Linked DNA regions of Mus musculus: region 2 is linked to region 1. Evidence: chromatin contacts called from ENCODE POLR2A ChIA-PET data. All regions are on one chromosome and are shown on one strand. The core of a region is the stretch at or near the end of the contact, and the rest is flanking DNA. Distances in the headings are between cores, read along the strand shown.

Region 1 (2,973 bases), core at 281-2,780:
CCCACAGGTGGACACACTGACTATCTATCTATCTGTCTGTCTTGTCTGTCTCTCTCCCCCACCCCCTCCTCCTCCTCTCTAGGAGTGTGTATGTTTGTGTGTCTGTGTGTGTGTGTGTGTGTGTGTGTATGTGTGTGTGTGTGTGCATTTAGTTCCTGCGGAACTTAGTTCCAAGTTCCATGTTCCTGAACATTCCGGTTCAGGAAACTTGGAACTGACAGGAGAGTGCTATTTGCACATACTTGGCATAAGCAGGTTGCAAAGCACCTACGATGCATAAGAAAATTTCATACAACAAAATACTCAGTTCAAAATGTTAATAATGTCAAAGCTGAGAAAGTGACTTTAAGCATCATAGATACATATTATCTACTGTTTAATATAACAGGCAGCTCATTATGTTTAGAAATTTAATTTCAATAAATCAGATGTAAGATAAAGCTTATTAATCACAAACTCCCACATTTTTCTCCTATATATTTGTCACTCACATAATATGGGATTACAGGAGTGTAGATGGTTCTTATCGCCAAAGAATCAACCATTCAACTCAATAGACAACTTAAAGGGAGCATTTCAGAAGTAAAAGGACGACTTTAGCGGCTAGATCCTGGTTTAGGGTGTGACCTCACTAACACTGCGACCTTAGATGAGCCTATGTAGGTAGCACTGTCTTCCACACAACCAGGTAACCACCAAGCAGCACAGGAAGCTACAGCCTGTGTTTGATAAATTCCTTTCCAAGAAGTCTGTTAAATTTAGGTAGCCCTGTGGTTTTGTGATACTTACTTATGGTGCTCATTAGTGAAGGTATAGAAATGCTTTTCCTGGTTATTGGTCACATCCCTGATTCGCTTGTAGATGGGGGCGCTCCGGTTTCTCACTTCTTGCATCACTGTTTGTAGCACAATGACATTTCTGATGGCCGGGTGTTCGAGGACATCAATCTTAAAAAACCAAAGCCAAATGTTAACTCCCCCGTTTTCAGTTCTACCTTGAACTCTCTGCCCAGCCTGAATTCTTGTGACAGTTTAAAACACTGACTCTCCGTTAGGCCAAAGTGGTACTTGGCTGCAGAAAAAACTTGACAAAGTCACTAAGGGGGGACCCTGTAGGCCTGAGACGATGACAAGCACCCATAATCGGACCACAGAGTTTGCAATACCAGAGCTATTAATAAGTAAATTATGCTGGCCCACACAATTTTTTGTTCGTAGGCACTTACAAGCTGCCTGGGGGTCGCAATCTGGAGGCCACAGAAGCCCAGGTCCCCGGCTTCCAGGCACTTATAATCTAAAGTAGAAGAGACACCAGGGGTTAGAAAATGTAACGTGTCTAAAAATAAGACTCCAAGAACCGAAAAAAAATATATATATATAAATAAATAAAGTGACATCAGGGAACGGTACCTCAGCCTGGATGGCAGGATGCGAGCGAGGGTAGCCACGGTACTTGCCTCTCTCCATCCAACATCCCAAGACCCGCCTCCCCGGTCCCCAGCGTCCCTGTCTGCCACGCCCCCTCGTCACCACGCGGCCCCGCGTCCACGCACCTGGTGCAGCAGCACATTGGTGTCCGGCAGAAGGTAGTGCGGCCACGGGCAGAGGCTGCTCGCCTGGTCCCGGGGCTGCAGCTCCAGGGCCGGGCCCGCGTGCGCCCCGCCGCAGGCCGAGCAAGCCGGCGCGCCGCAGCCGATGTCATCCCGCAGGTAGTGCTCGCGCACGATCTTCACCACGCCGCCCGCGCGGGTCTTCTTCAAGAACGTCTTGGACCTGAGCATCTCGCCTCGCGGCGTGGGATCCCGGCCGTCAGCTAAGAAACCGAGGCGCGGCCACGCGCATTCCCGCTTTTGCCCGCTGGCTGGTGAGGTCACTCTCGCGAGAAAACACGAAGGCGCGTTCGTTCCCCGACGGTCGCGGTGATTGGGCGAGTGTTGGTTGTTTCCTCCCGCCGGTGGGCGGGGCTTTCCTCTGGACTACAGCTCCCAGCCTGCACCGCTTCCGACTGGCTTCCGGGAAGGAGTGAGCTTGGGTACCTGCGCACCCCAGGTTCTTCCGACTTCTTCTGGGGCACGGCGTGTGGTTGTCTTGGTGACCGATCCTAACGGTCCGGTAGCCCCGAGATACCTGTTGAGGGGTGGCAGCCTGAGCTGCTGACTGAAGACGCCATTGGTTCTTCCAAGAGTCCGGGTGAAGCTGGTGTTATCCTTATATGCGGAGTTACTGACCATTGAGAGGTAGCTTCCAGGAATCCTTTTCCCTTTCTTTCTCACGCGGCGCAGAGATGCTAAAATGTAGGAAGTTTAGAATGTACGGATTTCTTAATCAAAGAGGGAGAAGCCGGTCCCTGGTCCTTGGTAACTCACGCAAGGATTTGTTTTCTTATTTTACTTTTTTTCCCCCCCAATCCTTTCCCTTTAAAAAGGAAAGAGGCGGATTGTACTGAAGCTCTTCCTGTTCCCCCCCACCACACAGACCTCCTTCTTTAGCGTTCCTCTTAGAGAAACTGAAATAGCTAGTTCTATAACTATTTTACTAAATCGTGTCGTATTTAAACAAGGGAGTTACAAAAAGCCTTGTGAAGGCTAAAATGTGCTATTCAGAATATTCGAGTTTGTACCCTTCTAACCTCTTTAGGTTTTTCAAGTTATTTAAAAATGCTTTTGTCGCACTCTGAGCCTGTTTTCAAATTTTTCGGTGATGCCTTAACTGTAAAACTAAACCTGGCATGTAAGTCTTGCTTTATAAACCCTCCACCGACATACCAACATTTTTCTCTCTGTGTCCAGATTTCAATACTACTTCTGTGAGGACCTTCAGTGACAAAAATCAACCTCTCCTTGAGTTTGAAACTTAGTATTATAGGGCTATCCTTTCTATTTTACATGACTTTATTTATCTGTTACCTTCAAGTAAGATTCTTGCCCCGAGACACACACACACACACAGGACAATGGGTGAGTTCATGATAGGA
Region 2 (2,973 bases), core at 296-2,795, 200 kb after region 1:
GGAAAAGGGAGAAAAGAAACTGAGTTCACAATATGATTTTATCTTTGCTACAATAAATAAATAAATAAATAAATAAATAAATAAATAAATAAATAAATAAACGACACGTGAGACTTTGGAAATTTCATTGGAAATGAGACTTATACCTGTGATACACTCTTTCAGGTGCACTTTTTTTTTTTCCTAAGAACTTTTTAAAAAGATGCTTCACTGTAAAGGAGCGAGTGTGCTCTAGGTAGGTATTATAGTATAGTGTGCTGCCAACAGACGTAAATAGATAGCAATATTACAGGCGTCTTTTTAAGTCGCAGTTTATTGTTTCAGCTTCTCAATAAGCCAGATAAAATCATAGACAAGAACATTGAGGATTAAGGAAAGGCGTTTCCTTTGGTGTGATTACTGGCAAAAATTAAGAACAAAACCAAACCAAACCACTCACCTTCCATTAAAACAACGCAGTAAAAAGGTAGTAATATAGTTGACTGTTGCTTTCCTACCAGTTTGGATACCCAGTTTTCAGGGCTGTTGAATGTCTGTGAATGTTTGTGCCTTCTTTGGTTCCCGTTTCGTAGGAAAAGGTGACACTGTATTAGGTAGATGGGACCCATACTTCTGAATATATTAAAACTCCATTCCCCGCCCCTCCGAACACTACAGTGCTAGCAAAAATAAGCCAAAGATGTAATGTCTATTTAAATACCCGGTTGAGCTGGCTGTTAGTTCTCAAATTAGATTCCATGCTCGGGCTAGAATCAACATGGTTTAAATATTAAAAACTTCATAATTCATATGGCCCACCCCACCTTTTCCCCACATTCGGCGAAGGAGAGTAGACATGTCTGTGAAAACTTGTAGCTCCTTAAATACTGTAGGGGAAAATGTGCCCAGGTTGGTATGCAAGGACTTGAAAAAAAATGCTTGACATTTACAGATTTTATTCAGGCCACAAGGAATCTGCGAAAAGATAGATAGATCTACGGCTGAAAACACAGAAAGGAGGGCTGTTTTACGTTTGTTTTCGCACCGCCCCTTGTTTTCCTCTAAAGTACATTTTGTATACTTAAAAAAAAAAATACACTCATTGGTTAAGACTGGAAACCTCAGCTCCCCCCACCTAGCTGCCTTCTGTCTTCGGTTTTCGAGTTTCAGGTCCTTGCACAACACCTAAGACGTGCAATACTTTTTTTTCGCCCTAATCCTGGCAGAGAACAGTTCGGAGAGATCTCCCTCCGCGTCTCCACCCTGATTTCCCCCTCTTCCTAGATTCCACCCGCTCCTCTCCTTCCCTCCGCCCGCCCCGTGCTCCGCCGGCCCAATCTGTCAGAGAAGTTGTGTACAAACTGCGCCGCAGCCCTGCGCGCGAAGCTCCTGGCCCGCGAGGGGTGCGGTCGGCCCGTCGGAGGCGGGACCTCGTGGGCCTTCTTTCCTACTGGCTACCCTCTGGCCCTGGGGCCTTGCCATTGGCCACAACGCTGCCAGTCCGGTGAGCTGGCCCTGCCTCCCCGGAGTTGGGTGAAATAGAGGCGGGCGTCAAGTGTCAGTAGTCGCGGGGCAGGTACGCGCTCTCTTAGGTTGCTGGTGGAGCTTGGGGGTGGCGGGAGCGGGTTCCGGCGAGAGGGTGAGCGAGCGCTGGGGCGGGGCGGGAGAAAGTGGCTGCCCGAGGACCTCGGCGGTGACGCGTGGCCGAGCCCAGGAGCCCCGATCTCCGTGCCCGCCTTCGTGAGCGTCTGGCTGCCGGCCCAGGGGTCCCCCGCCGCGGCCCCCCGCCGAGTCCGCCGTCCCGTGCCAGCCCGAGCGAGGTGGGATCGCGATCGCTCCGTGTCCCGCTCCCGTAATCCCCAGACCGTCCATGCCCACGCGGGTGCTGACCATGAGCGCCCGCCTGGGACCACTGCCCCAGCCGCCGGCCGCGCAGGACGAGCCCGTGTTCGCGCAGCTCAAGCCGGTGCTGGGCGCTGCGAACCCGGCCCGCGACGCGGCGCTCTTCTCCGGAGACGATCTGAAACACGCGCACCACCACCCGCCTGCGCCGCCGCCAGCCGCTGGCCCGCGACTGCCCTCGGAGGAGCTGGTCCAGGTAAGCAGAGCGGCCGGCCTCCCTTCCCCGGCTCGGGCGTGTCCCGCCGCTACGAGGCGCGGGCGACAGGGGCCGCTCCAGACTGGGACGCGCGGGAACGGGTGCCCGGGTGGACAGCCCCGCCCTGCGCTCCCAGACGGGGCGCCGGGGAGTGGATGGGGGAGCAGGGCGGGGGCCCACCCGGATCTGTCCAGAGGAGCTAAAGAGAGCCGCGCGCTCGCGTGCACCTTCTCTTTGCTTGCGTGGGGATGAAAGCTTGTGCCCACGCTCAACTTGGCTTAAAATGCTTCTTGACCGCTCTCTCCCGATGGCCCTGGCCTTGGAAGTCCACCTGCCTGCGTCCTCTGGGGTGAAATAGAAATGCAAATTGGAGTACTGGGGTTTCATATACCCCCGTGGAGGCTCACCCTAGAATGTATTGTAGGGCCCCGTTTGGAAAACTAGAATCTTAAGGTTGTATTGGAACACCGCTTTTCCCTTAAAAAGAAACACGGACAAAAAAGGCCAGGGGTGTTGTTTTTCTTAGTGTGCGCGTAAATTTCCTCTCGGAGTCGCGTTGAAAGCTGGCAGTTGGCTTTTACACTTGCCCAGCAGCCGAATTAGAGCAAGCGCCTGTTTCTTTCGCCCACGCACGGGAGTCATATAGCCTAGAAAAAACTTCCCGGGACTTTTAGCTAGTCCCAAGGAAAAAAAAAATTGGAAACAGACCCACATGCAAACAGCTGGAAGAGCTAAAATCAGAAACCACTAACCGCCACGGGAGCGCAGTGCACGAAAGGGTTTAAGATCGGTTTATTTCAAGACGCTTAGTTTAATAGCCTCTTGCTGTATTGTGTATTTGCACTGAGCGCCTATTTCTTGGGGTCTGCCAGTGTCGTGGTGCTTTGAGAAGACAG

What was found. ChIA-PET counts read pairs that join two places held with the same protein, here RNA polymerase II (POLR2A).
Region 2: POLR2A ChIA-PET joins it to region 1 with 16 read pairs in embryonic stem cell. The contact joins the promoter of Klf5 here to the promoter of Pibf1 in region 1. POLR2A ChIA-PET finds 5 or more read pairs at or near these places in 3 of 5 experiments (Patski and embryonic stem cell).

The regions. Positions count from the first base shown.
Region 1 is chr14:99,097,894-99,100,866 of GRCm38, forward strand. It overlaps Pibf1 (progesterone immunomodulatory binding factor 1), which reads left to right and starts at 1,531. Exons shown (of 18, transcript NM_029320.3): 1 at 1,531-2,236. Dis3 (DIS3 homolog, exosome endoribonuclease and 3'-5' exoribonuclease) reads right to left here and starts at 1,877. Exons shown (of 21, transcript NM_028315.2): 1 at 1,553-1,877; 2 at 790-947. The coding sequence starts at 1,780.
Region 2 is chr14:99,297,146-99,300,118 of GRCm38, forward strand. It overlaps Klf5 (Kruppel-like factor 5), which reads left to right and starts at 1,546. Exons shown (of 4, transcript NM_009769.4): 1 at 1,546-2,077. The coding sequence starts at 1,850.